2 separate regions of the Mus musculus genome follow, and region 1 is linked to region 2. The links are chromatin contacts, found by POLR2A ChIA-PET in ENCODE. All regions are on one chromosome and are shown on one strand. The core of a region is the stretch at or near the end of the contact, and the rest is flanking DNA. Distances in the headings are between cores, read along the strand shown.

Region 1 (7,841 bases), core at 194-2,693, 79 kb after region 2:
TCATTTCCTCCACTTCCCAGAACGATCCAGACCCCGAGACCCCCCACCCCCCGCTTCTCCAGACCCCTTCAAGAGTCCTCTAGGTCTAAGATAAAATAGAACATTACCACCACCACCACCATCACCCCTCAAAAGGGGGGGGAATCTTTGCTCGCTCTCCGCTAAAGCCGATTCAGCCATTTGGTGACGACACCTCCTTCAAACCTATTCCAAGACAAGCTAGCCTTCCCCGCCACTTCCTTTCCTCTTCAACCCCCCAACCTGGACCCCAGACTTGCCCGGAGGTAGGAAAACACTTGAAAAGATCCCAGATGTAGGGTGTTGAGCTTAAAGCCACCGGCTGAAACGGGGTGAATCCGCAAGAGGACCAAAAGATAGATGATGTACACACACACACACACACACACACACCCTCCATCTCCCGGCCCATTCCCGCCCTCCTCCCCAGTAGGGAACACACAGCTTCCGCCGCCTTCTCCTGGGCCAAGAGGGTCGGGGTCTGGACTCGGAGCGCAGCAGCCTCCTCGCTAGCTCCGGAGCGCGAGTTGGCGGAAAAGTTAGGCAGCGGGCAGCAGCAGCGGGCCCAGCGCGCGGGGAGGGGGCGCGGGCAGCGACACTGGCCGAGGGAGGAGGGACAGGGGCGCCGGGGAGGGAGCGGAGTCGGGGGTGGGGTGGGGGATTGGAGGAGGGAGGCGCGGGCTGCGACTGGCGAAGCGCGGGGGCCGCTCGGGACGCCCAGCCAGCCGGCTCTGCGGGCGCCGGCGACTCTTACCTCACTTGGCGCTGCGGTCCCGCCTCTGGAGAGCTCGCCGTGGCGCGGCGGGTGTCTGTGTCTTGCGCTCCCGCCGCTCGTCTCCGGGCTCCGTTCAGATCCTGATGGGGTCTCGAGGGCTCCGCGGCCGAGGCACGACTCCCGGCGGCACTCCGAGCCGGGCGCCTCCAGCCCGGGCGGGAACAATGGAGCCGAAGCTGGTGCCCCGGAGGCGGGGCGGGGGGGAGGGCTCGGGTCCGCCGCCCGGGGTCCCCAGATCGTGCGCCCCCCGCTCTCCAGTACGCAGCGGCGGCGGTGGCGGCGTCTCAGGCTTCTGGCAGCCCGAGTTCCATCACCCCTCCTGGGGCTCCGGCGTGCATTGACTGCAGCACGGCTGTGGTGCGCCCCTGGGACCTGAGAAAAGTCCTCGGTCTCCGCTGCTTTTCCAGCTGCGGCGCGCGCTCGCGGCCGGGAAAGGCGAGGTCGCCGCAATGCGCTAAGCACAGTCTCAGTCCAGTCCGGACGTCTCGGCCCCGCTTCCCTGCGCAGCCCGGGTCCTCTGCACGCAGCGGCTGCACCAGGGTTCCGGCTCCCGTTCCGCGCCGCCCGCAGCGGAGAGCCCCGCCAAAGTACCCGCAGGAGCGCTCCGAGCGCTGTGCGCCGGCGAGGCGCGAGGGCTCGCTCTCTCACTCCCACCCGGCGCTAGTCCCACCTCCTCCTCCTCCCCTTGCAGTTGCCTGCTGGGCCTTGTAGTTCTCAAGCTGCAGCCCCGGAGAAGCCTGGAGCGAGCAGAACTGCTCTACAGTCTGGTCTAACTTGAGTTTTCGCCTGGAGGGCGCCCGAATTTCAGACTGTGTGTAGATCAGCGATTTGGGGACAGGAGTGGAGGGTGGGGAGGGGCGGGTGCCTGGCTATAATTTTGAGGTTGCACTGGGCAACTTGGTCTTTGGTTATCTCTGTGCCTTGGGGTATGATTTTCGTGCTCTAAATCTCGGTTTTCCCGTCTCTAAAAGGAATAAATAGGACCCTCACATAGCTTACAATATACGAACTGTTTTTATTGATGGATCGGTTGACTTTCCCCCTCAGACCCTTTCCTTGGATCTCAACTTTCCCCAGCCACATAATTTAGGTTTTGTGGTTCACGCTGGAATGGACCCTGCAAATTCTACAGTGCTGTTCATGGTAGCCTTAGAAATCACCAGCTTTCAGGAAGCAACCGAAGAGAGGAGGGGTTTTTGTTTTTTTTTTTTTTCGGATGGGGGGGGATGTTTGTTTACTTGCTTGCTTGTTTTGTTTTGTTTGCCTTAGGAATTAATCAGAGTCAAACCAGAGCCTCCACAGTATACTATGAACCTCAAAGAAAATCGCTGAAATGCCCTTCCCACCAGGTCCCTCCACAGAGATGTTAATCTGTGGCTCTTTAATCCAATGAGTCCAGTGGACGTGAATCATATTGAGATTGTTAAAAAATAAAAATTTTTGATCCTGCTTGGACATGAGAAATCCCGATGTTTTGATGAAGCATGCTAACAATTCTGAGACAGCCAGTGGGGCCTTCGCCTCGTTGCAGGAGCTCACTTTCCAGCAGTCTAAAATGATGATGTACATATGCAATCCTAGCCCTGGAGGGTCAGAGACTTAAGATCACCGTTGGCCACATAGGGACTGAGACGACAGCCTGTGCTTACAGACCCTGTCTCAAACAAATCAAACACAGGGGTTGGCGATGCAGCTTTGACAAAGGCAAAGACAGTGCTTTGATTCCAGCACACTCTAGACCTGACTAGGTGGTTGGTACCTGTTGGTTTGCTGCATAGCAGTGGGGTGGGGGCTCTGCAAATTTTCCTGGTGACTGTGATGTGATGTCTACTTGGGGACCACTGGAAGGGTGGAATATGTCACACTAGGTGTGAATTCCACCACTCAAAGACTTTGGGCATGTCACGAATCTGATAAGATCTAGTCCCTCTATGGGTCTCCCCCATGAGAAGCAGACTGAATGAATGTAAGTGTGCCAAAAGGGTCACACATGTGAAAGCCATCATGAGGGGGACTGTTCTATTCCGCTTCCACAGAGCAAGCCATGACAGCTTGAATACCAAACAATCCAACTCTTCCCTCCACATTGAAGACTAAGAGTTTCTAAGACAGTTTTCTATGTGACCACCAGGTGAAAAAATGGGAAGCTACGGAGATATTATCACATTTGTTTATCTCCAGTAAAGGGTGGAGGAAAAAGAAGAAGGGCTATTGATGAGTTTATTGGTGTATTATTGGTTTATTGGGTTGGTTTTTGTTTGTTTGTTTTGTCTTTGCTTTTAGAGATAGTCTTATGCTGTAGCCCAGGGTAGCCTCAGACTCAAGGACTCTCCCACCTTTTGCCTCTTGCCTCCTGAGACAACAGTTTGTAAGACACCACCACACCCACCAAAGCTTAATGTTTAGCTGAGTGTGCTTAGCATATACAAAATGATCTGGGTTCAGATTTGGAGGAGGGGTAAAGAGAGAATACATTTATTGAGTGCCTAGGAAGTAAATATTCAGGAAGTATTTTTGAACAAAAAAATAAAATAAAAACCAGAAATGACTCTGTGGAATAAATGAACACCAGCTAATATTTAAGAGTTATTACCCACATAGCAATATCCTTGCCCTGTTCAGTCCCTTGGCTTTTAGTCTGGTCCCAATTATTCTTTCATAGAAGCTACCAAACAGCCTTCTCTGCCTCGGCCCAGCCACCTGGAGGTGTTTCTGCCTCCCACTGTATCTACTGATTTGATATTTAGCATAGTTTTACTAGCTGTCTTTTTTATTTTGTGGGTTCTCTCCAGCAAGCTGCAGAACTGTTCTAAGACAGTGGTCCCGAATCTATCTCATCTGTCTCAAGAGTTTTCCTGACATCTATAGATCTGTTGTTTGGGGAACAGCTGCATGTGAGAAACCTGGGTTATTGAGAAGGCTAGGCTGACTCTATGACAGGCTTTCCATTGACAGTTCAGGAGACGAGGCCTGCATCTCTGTTTTTAAGAACTGGGTAAGTCCAGGCAAGTCTAGGCCTCAGAAGCTGGTCTGAGGCAAGGACAATCAGTCAACAACAGTTTCCAGATCTCCCCAACAACACTGCCAGCCCCCAAGGCCTGGTAATGGAATGTCCCTAGAGATAGAACAAGATAAAGGTCACCTACCCCTGGAATGCCCTGATGTACTTTAAATCAGGCCTGCAAGCTCACTTGGTTGTCTATCTTGGTCATGCTCCCATGACCCCAACATACTAGACTACTACAGAATAAAACACTCTTTACGTTTACATACTATTTGAGTCCAGAGTATGGAGTATTATTCTTTGACAAATCATAGATCCTTACATTACCAGAGAAAGAAACCTTACCACTTGGGTAATTGTGGGGAAGGGGAGTCATGGAAAATGCAGAACTGACTACCCAGGGCCAACTACATTTGTCCACTGTTCCTAAGGACGGGAGCATTACACTTCATCTCAGCAGTTCTTCTGACAAAAAAAAAAAAATCTTTATTTATTTAGAGACACGATCTTACTAGGCAGTCAGGTGAGCATCAAACTTCGACATCAACCTTTCACAAAGCAGAGATTCAGGCCTGTACTCCCAGGCCCTTCTAAAACAAGAGGATTTTAATACAGCACTGGGCTGGGTATGTGACTTGGTGATATGCATATGTGCATGCCTAGATCTCTCTCTCTCTCTCTCTCTCTCTCTCTCTCTCTCTCTCTCTCTCTCTCTCTCTCTGTGTGTGTGTTGTGTATAATTAAATTTATTAAATAAATATTATAATAACGTTATAATCTAGCCTTTTTACATTTTTCTTTCTTTCTAAAGAACGGGTAGACAGTACGAGTTGAAGAATGTGTCCTTGCTGTAACCAGGAAAGAAGACCCAAGTGCCTATTAGGTGTCGAGGCGCAGAGTTTGACAGTGTTAAGATTCCTCTTCAGTGTCAGGGAAGTGGAGATAAGAGTAGCCAACTCGGCTAGCTATCCACCTGCTCTCCGGGAAACAGCTAGAGAGGCTGGACTGGGGAAGGTGACAGACCCAGAGGAGATAGATCGCAGATCCAGCCAGGGAGCCTGCTTTCCCCCGCCTTGCAGCAGACCTCCAGGGCCGTGGCACTCCCTCCCGGCTCCAAGAGGGGCTGCGGCTCTGCAGGAACTAGTCCCCGGGGCAGTTCGGAGGACGCCGCAGGCCACAGGGTGGGGCGACCGCGGCGGGGCCCTGGGTCTGCAAGGAGGGCGCCTAGCAGTTGTCTCTTTACCGGGAAACGTAATCTTCCCTCTGAGATAACAAAGAGCTAGCAAGTTCAGGAAAGGTTTGTTGGCCCATCGCCTTGCCGGTGGGTCGGCAGAGAGGGGGACAAAGGCCCCTGCGCTCCAGAACCAGAGATAACCAGGGGACTGCTGCCTCTGGGATCGGTGGGAGGAGGGGAGCGGTGCTGAATACAAGTGGGGGAAACGGAGCTTTCCCCAAAGCCCCGGCTGCCTTCTTTGTTTAGGAACACGTCTGCAGAGCCTTCCCTCTGCCTCGCAGGTTCTAGCAGGAAGACAGGACTTCTATAGAGCCAGGCTCTCTCCGGGCTGTTAACTCAGGAATCAACTGTGCCCATCATGGCCGATCACCCCCTCCTGATCCAGCCATCAGTGCTCCCTGGTAGGGAGGGAGGAAGCAGAGGCTGGGCTCTAAGGCCCACCAAGCTCAGCCCAGCCCAGCCGGCTGGAGTCCCTGGAAGGCTGGGAATTAGCCGGGTTAGCTGGGAGAGCCGTAGCAGGAGAGGGATGCAAGAGCAGCGAACTGCTTGGCTCTCCGTTTAAAAGTGACTGGTTCACAGGCCCTGGGTAGCAGGTGGGCTGCTTGTGCCTTTTGCCCCAGGCTCCTGGAGTTAGGGACAGCAGCCAGTTACCATCTGGCCGCCATTTGGTGACCCCTGGCTGTTCCTAGTGCAGCATCAGTGAGGGAGGGAGGGGCAGAATCTTGTTTGGCATGGTGTTTTTGTAAATAACTTTCAGTTCGTTTTGGATGCTGCGAGAGCAAGCGGGAAAGGGAGCTGCCACATTCATTCTCGGAGACGGAGGACATCTGTGTGTCAGGCTCTGCCTCCAAGAGAACAGATTAGGAAAGGAAGAGATGCCTGAACTTTTGAGAGCCGCCAAGCAAACATGCAAACTTACCTGAAATGGTGGAGGAAAGCAGACTCAGAGACACATGGGAGGATGGGTTAGGTTGACATTAGGTCACTTTTGAGTGTGGGTTCCGGATCCGCCACGCCTTCTTGCCTGTGCTCTTGCCAGTTCCCTTGTCAGTTCCGTTTCCACGATGGTACCTTGAAGATCCCAAGAGAAATTTCTTGAGACTGTTGAAAGGATTAGATGAGATACTGCAACAATGCAGCTGGCGTGGTGCCTAGCACACAGTAGGTACACTATCAATCCGGGCGTTTTTTATTCCGTTTAAGCCCAGGAACTTTGTTTTGGCCCAAGCCATCTCTTTTGGAGCCTACTTTCTGGATTCTGTGTGGCTTTACTATCCACTCTCTACCTACACCCCTGTTGAAATCCCTTTCTCCAACAGCAGTGGCAGAAAAGGATATTTTCCACACTTGCCGACCCTTCCTTTTGGCACCCCAAGATAAACAGTCCCCTTTGTTACAGGTTTTACTGTGAAACAAGAAAACAAAAACATGTATGGAAAAGGAGGCTTATACAGACCTCAGCGAATCTGTACAACCTTGGTCTCCGGTCTGGTTTTTCCACCTCCCTTCAGGACACTAACTGAAGCCAGGTTGGCCTTTTGTCCTCTGGATTTCCAAAGTTTCCCTTCCTCCCACTTACAAACCTTTCCCAGTTAAAGCCAACAATTCATCCAAGGCCAAGCGACTAAAAAGGTGACAGAGCAAACAATTTGCATTTCTGAGAAGCCCTGGGGGTGGGGGTGGGGTGGTGGATGAGTTCTAAGGCCTCTGCCTAGGGACAAAGATCAAAGATTCAGGCTTAGACTCAGACTTGGGAATTGAACTTTGAAGTGGATTCCATCTGAGTCGCAAACCATTTCTGCTAGGTGGTTGAGAACTTTTGGTGGTATCGGGAGAGGTGGCGTCCTCGAAGAGGAGGAGAACTTAAAAGCAGGAGGCGGAGAAAAATCAGATGCAGGGGAGTGTTTGCCTAGCATACTCATAACCCTGGGTTCAGTCCACAGCACTGCGGAAAGGAAGGAGACCTAACTAACACTCTGGGCATGCAGGTAGGAGAGTCAGTAGTCCAGGGTCACCCTCCTGCCTTGGTGAGTTTGAGGTCAGCGTGAAGCACTATCTTTAAGAAGGGGGCGGGGCGGGGGGGGAGAAGAAATAAAAAAGGCAAGGAAACAAACCGAAAGCACCTGGCTCCAGTAATTCTTTTCTATGAGATTATTGCCCAGATGTTCTTTGCATACACATAGATTAGCTATGCTATGTTTATATAGGTATCTATATAAGTGTATTTTCTTAACACAAGATGACAGTCATGCAGATGTATGAAGCATCCTGTTTATTCAGTCCTAATTAGGTAATAATTAATGATCTTTCTTAATCCATTTTAAAAGAATATGTATTTGTTTACTTATTTAGTGAGAGAGAGAGTGTGTGTGTGAGGGTGTTGGACCCCTTGGGTCTGGACTTTCAGGAGGTTGTGAACCGCCTGTCAGGGTGCTTGAAACACAACCTGGATCCTCCAGAGGAGGATGCCCAGTTTTGAATTATAGATGCACGTGATCTATTTTGCCAAGCTCCCTGTGGACTAGTCAGATAACGGACATGCACGCTGACTTCGGTGGTTTTCACTCACCAACAATGCTGTAACAGTTATTTTCACCTTCCCATGAACACCAAAATCGTAGACGCCAAAAATCCAAGCATGCTGGGAAACCTCACATAAAATGGGTGTTTGCATATAACAACGACCTCTTTCTTAACACTTTAAAGCATCTCTAGACTACTGATAACTCCCAGTATAATACAAATGCTGTGTAAATATTGTTACAGTGCATCGTCTAGGGAGTAATGGAAAGTAAAAAGGTTGGGCATAT
Region 2 (7,207 bases), core at 4,412-6,911:
TTCCCAGAAGAAGCCTCGATTCTCCATCACCCCTATCCCTTTCCCCCCAACTCTTCTAGTTTCCACACTCCATTCCAGACCTATCCTCATTTGCATTAGGTCTCTAATGTCCAAATCTAACTCTTCTCTTTTCCTACCCCTCCCCCGTTTCCATCCTTATCCCCGCCCCCATCCCACCTCTACTCCCAATTCCCAGCTCAGCACCACTACATCATATCCCAAGCCTACCTGCCCCACCTCCCAATTCCTTCCACACCCACCTTACCATCTGCTCTTCCTTCCCAGAACCCTTTCAGGCCATCCGCGGCCCCTTCTCTTCCAGGGTCTCACTCCTTATGGGTGCCTGGGTCTTAGGTCGCCCCCACCCCAAGGAGCCTCCTCAGCCCTGACGCGCAACACACACATACACAAGCACTTTACCTTCAGTTTGTTCCATTCTAACCCCCCTGCCGTGTCAGTGCGATCACAGGAGAGACACCGAGGCCCGAAGTGGGGCTGGGTTGCCGGCAGCTGCCGGGACCGCGGGCGCAGGAGACGGAACCGAGCTAGGCCGCATGAAATCCTCGGACTAGATTTCCCCCGCGCCGAGCACCCCTGCCATGGCGGCCGGCACTGAGGACGGCCACGGCCCGGCCGGCCGGGCTCGTTTTGCGGGCAGACGGAAGGCTGCGGGCGACGCGGAGCGAAGGGGAGGCGGCCGGACGGGGGTCGCCGCGTAGCTGCTGGTGCCGGAGAGGAGCCGGAGGCTGGCGGCCCCGAAGGGCAGCAGGGTCCCAGGGTTCTGATCGAAAGCTGCACACCTCTCCCAGCAGACACCCGGCAACCCAGCCCCGGTCTCGGCCTCCGTCCGGATCTCCGCGCCGCCAGCTCCCGCCGCCGTCGCCGCCGCCGCCGCCGCCTCCGCGCACAAAGCCCCCCCGCCCCGTTCGGCGCCGCCGCCGCCAAATCCTAGGTCTCCTATTGGCTACTGGCCGCGGCGCCTGCCGGGAAATGCAGTCCGGAGCTCGGCGCTGAGAGCGAAGGAGGAAGAGGCTCGTCAGCCGCGGAGAGGAGGGGCGCGCGAGAGTCTGGAGCAGACGCGAGACCGCAGGCGATGAGGCAGAGGGACAGGAAGGGCTGGTGCGGAGGGGCAGCCAGGTCGGGCCTGCGAGGCTAATACTTACTAAACGGCAGCACGTACTAGACGCCATATGGTACTCGAGTGGCCCTGCGCTACCATTCCTAGATGTTAGGAAGAACCTGATGACCGGTACGCGGTGACGCAGACCGGGGAGTGCCCGGGAGTCACTGACAGCCTGACAGCTGTCAGCAGAGCGCCCTGGCCCCGGCGTCCCAGACACGGGCCAGCACGTTAGGACGACAGCCCGAGCCGGGGCAGTCTCCTTCCCCGGGAGAGAGACCGGTAGCCGCCAGTGTGCCCGGGGGTTGCCGGGCAGTCCGCGTCCAGCAACAGAAGGCACCCCGATCTCCCGGGCAGCCACTGGACCCGGTTGCCCTCTTCCTGCCCGCACCGGGGTACAGAGGCTTGTGGGTAGCCGGGAGGACGTCAGCGCGACTGCATCCCGGGCCGCGGGCCACAGCGAGGACTGCGGGCGGGTCACGTGCCCCGGCCCTGCGCTGCTCCGGGCCAGAGCTCCGCACTGAGTGACGTGGGGATATTTGTCCCAGAGCGATCACCGGAGAGTGAGAGGAAGGGAGGCAGTCCTCTGCAAACCCCTTGCCCTTCCCATTCTAGGAAATACGAGTGATCCAGTGACAGGGCCGGGTAAACAGTCTTGAAGGGGTGTGCAGATGTAGTTTCTTGGGGCCTGGTAATTACTTAGAAGGTCCAACCCAGAAACGAGAACTTACAAAGGAAACATACGTAGCCATCAAATGAGGAAACCGATACACTCTTGCTTTCTGTTCTGAGAATTACCGAACCCTGTCACTACAAAGTGTCAACCTCCAGTCGGGCGTGGTGGTGCACGCCTTTTATCACAGCACTCCGGAGGCAGATTTCTGAGTTCGAGGCCAGCCTGGTCTACAAAGTGAGTTCCAGGACAGCCAGGGCTATACAGTGAAACCCTGTCTCGAAAAACAAACAAACAAACAAAACAAAACAAAAAAAGTGTCAACCTCCTCTCCATAGAGACTACATTTGCTACCATTAAAGGAAATTTCCTGATGTGTTTCAAATACCACCTCAGAATTTTTTGTTTTTTTTTTTTTTGGTTTTTTTTTTGTTGTTGTTGTTGTTTTTGTTTTGTTTTTCGAGACATTGTTTCTCTGTATAGCCCTGGCTGTCCTGGAACTAACTCACTTTGTAGACCAGGCTGGCCTCAAACTCAGAAATCCGCCTGCCTCTGCCTCCCAAATGCTGGGATTAAGGCATGCGCCACCACGCCCGGCGGGTTTTTTGTTTTTTGTTTTGTTTTGGTCTTTTCGAGACAGGGTTTCTCTGTGTATCCCTGGCTATCCTGGAACTCACTCTGTAGACCAGGCTGGCCTTGAACTCAGAAATCCACCTGCCCCTGACTCCCAAGTGCTGGGATTAAAGGCATGCACCACCACTGCCCTGCCTCAGAACTGTTTTTAATATTTTATATTTTTATGTTTATCAGTGTTTTGCTCACATATATATCTGTGTGCCTTGTGCATGCCATGTCCCCGAAAAGGTCAAAAAAAGGTGTCAGATCTACTGGAACTGGTGTTATGGATGGTTGTGAGCAACCTCTTGGGTGCTAGGAATCAAACCCTTGCACTCAGCAAGAACAAGTGCTCTTAACCATTGATCCATCTCTCCAGCCCACCTCCTCAGAATTTTAGAAAAATCTCTGCAGTTCACTGATTTTAATGGGCACTCATACTAAAAGTGATCATGAAAATAATTCCATTGATGATATTATCATTATTATTATTATTTTGGTTTGGTCTCTATTTTGGTTTTTGGAGACAGAATTTCTCTGTGTAACAGTCCTGGATGTCCTGGAGTAATTCCCTTTGTAGACCAGGCTGGCTTTGAACTCAGAGATCCACCTGCCTCCCTAGTGCTTGGATCAAAGGCATGCACCACAATTGCCCTGAAAAGTCTTTTTTTTTTTTTTTTTTTTTTTTGAGACAGGGTCCCTGGCTGTTCAACTTCCTGTGAAGACCAGGTTGGCCTCAACCTAATATAATTTCTGCCTCTGCCTGCCAAGTGCTATAATTAAAGTGTGTGCCACCATGCACAGGAACAATAGTGTTGATTTTTGTGTTATTTTGTGTGTGTGCAAATATGAGAGGAGTGCTTGTGGGAGCTAGCTCCAGACTTGCACCGTATTACAGGGCTTGAACTCCCATCATCAGTGGCACTGCAAGCACCTTTTCAGATGAGCTACCTCCTTAGACCACTTTACTGTTCATCTGTTAAGTCTTGTTAGACCCAGAAATCCTCCTTCCCCAATTTACCCACACATAATACTTTATGTTTCCATCATCTAACCTATTCTGAGGTTCAAACCATGCTTACTCTTTTCAATAGCAAACGAGCAAACAGCTTATCAAGACAGAAGCAGAAGAGGTTTCTCCAGGTTATGGTGGTAAAAATATATTCAATTTATCCTAAACACCAAATTGTCAAACCTGATAAAGTATACAAACCTGGAGAAAGTATTCATTGCTTTGAACAAATGGGTCTCATCAGGGTTCTTATCCCCCCAACCCTTCTTAAAAGAACTGGATTGTTAACTTGTGACCAGATTAAAAAATCTTCTTTATGTTTCAAATACTGGGTATGGGATAGTTCATCTGGCTTTTAAATAATACATTTTACTGTACCTGCTTGTAAGTGAATATAATTCATGGATAAGAATTTTTCCATAAGATATTTCATTGTAAAATGATAAGAATGTTTTTGCATTTGACAAATATTAAAATAATTACTGTAGAGCTTGGAATTATCAGAGCGAGAAAACAAGGAGAGGGAAGCTTTAGCATGGGACATAATCTCTTTATTATGGGACATAATAAGCTCTTTAATCAGGAGCCAGGAGGATCTCAGTGAGTTCGAGACTAGCCTGGTCTACACAGTGAGTTCCAGGCCAGCCAGGGCTACATGGTGAGACCCTGTCTCAAGGCGGGGAAGGAGGAGTTAAGTTTTGTAAATTTCAATTCTTTATGATCAGACTGTGAAACAGAACCCCTAGTGGAAAATTGCCTGACATGCACAAAGGGACCCCTAGTGGCCAAACTGAAAAGTTTTGCTTATTTTAAGTAGTCCATTCGGTTAGTTGAAATATACTTTTTTTTTTTTTTTTTTTTTTAGGATTAAAAACGGCCTCCATTTCTTTTTTTCTTTTCTTTTTTAGTTCTTTTGAAACAGGATCCCACTGTGTAGCCCTGGCTGTCTTGGAACTCACTTTGTAGACCAGAGTGACCTTGAGCTCACACAGATCTGCCAGTCTTGTCTATTAAGTACTGGCATAAAAGGCATGCACTACCATGCCCAGCCCTCAAAACTTATTCTATTTTGTACAGCTCATAATTTTATCATCAGAGTTCTCAGAAAAGTTGAAGAAAGCTCGAGCCAGGCATGGTGGTGCACACATTTAAATCTGAGCAATTTAGAGGACCAGGCAAATGAATCTCTGTGAGTTCAAGGCAAGCCTGGTCTACATAACGAGTTCTGGGCCAGCCAGGCCTACATCGTGAAACCCTGTCTCTAAATAAATAAATAAGCAAGCAAACTAAAATATAGAGTCAAAGATGGCTGCAGTGGTACACACTTGTAACTAAGCACTGGGGAGGCAGGCAGGTGGTTCAAGGGTTCAAGACCACTTTCTGCTACTACCTATTGAGTTCCAGCCCAGCCCGTGTTACATAAGAACCCCGCAAAATAAAAAGAAATTGAAAAAAAAAAAAACAGATAAATAGGAACAAGAATGCTTTCAGAACTTTAACTTTCCCAAGATGGCTAGTTGCCCGCCCTAGGAACGTAAACGTCCTCAAACCCACAATGCCTATCTTATTTAACAAGTACTCTAGAATATATTTTTGAATGTTGAGATTTCTACACAACTAATGATAAGCGACAACATGAAACCATTTTTTAAAGAGAAAAATCAAATTCCGTATGAAGATTTCAGAAGCATTCCAGCCTTCGACCCCGCAGAAGAAAGGTTTTTTTTTTTTTTTTTTTTTTTTTTCTCAGTGCTGCCCCTCTGCCACCAGGACCTCACAACCTCCTTCGCCAACCCAAGACCTCTAGGCAGTTTCGGAGACTAAAGGGTGAGGAACGGAATCATCAAAGTGATGTCATCAGTGACTCCAATTTGGGTTACAAAGGCTACTATCAGACCTTACTCTGGTAGGGCCTCCATTCAAGGAGTTCTCGAGGAGTTGGCTAGACTACAGAATGTGGGCAGGCAGGGGGGGGGGGGGGACGCAGCTTTGGTCCTGTAGTACAGACGCTGCCTCAACTAACTCCGACCCAGAAGTGACTTCGCGGGCTCGTGCGGGGGACCTTGTTGCCTTCCGCGCGGCTGCCGTGAAGGACGCGAGCCAGTCCCAGGATTTGAGAGCTCATTGGATGGTAGTGGCGTCACTCGGAGTGACGTCACAGGGCGAGGCGCAGGAGGTGGAACCATGGAGACTGGGCTTCCGGCCCCTTTAGCGTGGGGGCGGGGAGGAATTGGGAAGGTAGGGTTGGGGCCTTAGTCACCTCGCAGCGGACAAGGGCTCCCTCGGCGTCTCCCGTCAACCCCGATCTCTCCCCTAAACTTTGGACATTCTCCCCTACGGTGTACCTGACCCCACTCCAACAATCCCCAGACCCACCGCAGTCCTCCCCACTTTCCGCGGAGACTACCGGCCGAGAGCCGAGGGCGCCTTTTGCACCGGTGCGGCGAGCGCGGGGTGCAGAGGTAACCCCGCAGCGCTGGGCGTGGGGTTCCCCCGAAACGCCGGGCAGACTGCCTGGGAGTGGCCCGTAGCCCCGGGGCCAAGGGCTGGGGAGCCTCCGCAACAGGCCCGGCCTCCCTCCGGAGGAGCGCTGTCCGCGGTGGGGCTGGTTTCCGAGGTGCTGTGCCCGGTTCGCGATGTTTACTTTTTAGCTGAGGTTTCCATAGGGTGGGGTTGAGGGCCTGGGGAACCTCCTTCCGGCACGATTGCGAGATCGCAGTGTTATGCCAGTAGCTGAGAAGCGGCTCGGGGTGGAGAACGGTTTTAGTTAAAGGTACAGAGCTTAGTTCGGACTCTGGAGATTCTGCATCTGCGCTTGAGCCTTTAGTAGATACCATTATGTCTTCGCTGTTCCCACATGAAATTAGTGAGAACTTTTAGACTTTTGGGTTGGTGGTAAATGAATCCAGGGTGCTTACTTTCTACTTGTATTTTCTGGTTACAGATAAAGATGTCTTTCTCCTTTTAACCGTCGCAGCAGATTATTAGACACTATTGACCAGAAATTTAAAAAATTAAAAAAAAAAAAGCCTTTGGAGGCCACATCGTCTTCAGGATCATCTTCTTAGAACCCATTTCTGTGTGTTTGGATCGAAAAAGTACCATTTTCAAATCCAGAGCTAAGAAAATACTGAGGCTTTTGTAAATGAACTTGAAGGAAATTTTACACCTTGAATATGCAAATCTCTCTCTTTGCCTTAGTTTTTCTTAAAAAAAAAAAAAAACCACCTAAATTCTCATGTTTAATTGATTCCTTTTTAAAATACTAAATTGTTTGCTTCTTTTGCCTAGGTCTCTGTGTTGGTTAGTTGAAACAAAAAAAATAAACATGGCCTTCTACAGTTATAATTCATTCTTAGCTATTTTCTGGACAAGGTAAGGCTTGGAGTTTCCCACAAAAAAAAATGTATATAAACTCATGCATCTATATGAAAAACATGTGTTGTAAAAGACGTGGTGACAAATGCGTTTAGTCCCAGCACTCAGGAGACAGAGGCAGGCTGGTCTCTGAGTTCAAGGCCAGCCTGGGCTACATATCAAGACCGTCTCAAAAATATACATAAATAAATAAAGGAAGTAACCAACAAAACAAAAAGATTGGCTTAGTACAGAAAACCTTGCTGAGTTTTCAATACATTTCAAGGAAGAACATATTTTAATTTGAACTGCTTTAGAATGTAAGCTGAGTAATTTTGGAAATACATGATAGAGGAAAATAGATGAGACAGTTTTAGAGTGGCATTTCTGTTATTGATGAAGATTACACGAGGACCTCAGGTGTAAGGAA

The links. ChIA-PET counts read pairs that join two places held with the same protein, here RNA polymerase II (POLR2A).
Region 1: POLR2A ChIA-PET joins it to region 2 with 14 read pairs in embryonic stem cell. The contact joins the promoter of Fgfr1 here to the promoter of Letm2 in region 2. POLR2A ChIA-PET finds 5 or more read pairs at or near these places in 5 of 5 experiments (Patski and embryonic stem cell).

The regions. Positions count from the first base shown.
Region 1 is chr8:25,512,361-25,520,201 of GRCm38, reverse strand. It overlaps Fgfr1 (fibroblast growth factor receptor 1), which reads right to left and starts at 1,443. Exons shown (of 18, transcript NM_010206.3): 1 at 773-1,443. It overlaps Gm31288 (a long non-coding RNA gene), which reads left to right. Exons shown (of 3, transcript XR_003947368.1): 3 at 1-514. RefSeq lists promoters at 1,304-1,518, 1,304-2,278.
Region 2 is chr8:25,595,950-25,603,156 of GRCm38, reverse strand. It overlaps Letm2 (leucine zipper-EF-hand containing transmembrane protein 2), which reads left to right and starts at 5,661. Exons shown (of 11, transcript NM_001364069.1): 1 at 5,661-5,882; 2 at 6,712-6,795. The coding sequence starts at 6,749. D830025C05Rik (a long non-coding RNA gene) reads right to left here and starts at 6,674. Exons shown (of 1, transcript XR_003947362.1): 1 at 3,950-6,674. It also overlaps a transcript of Nsd3 not described here.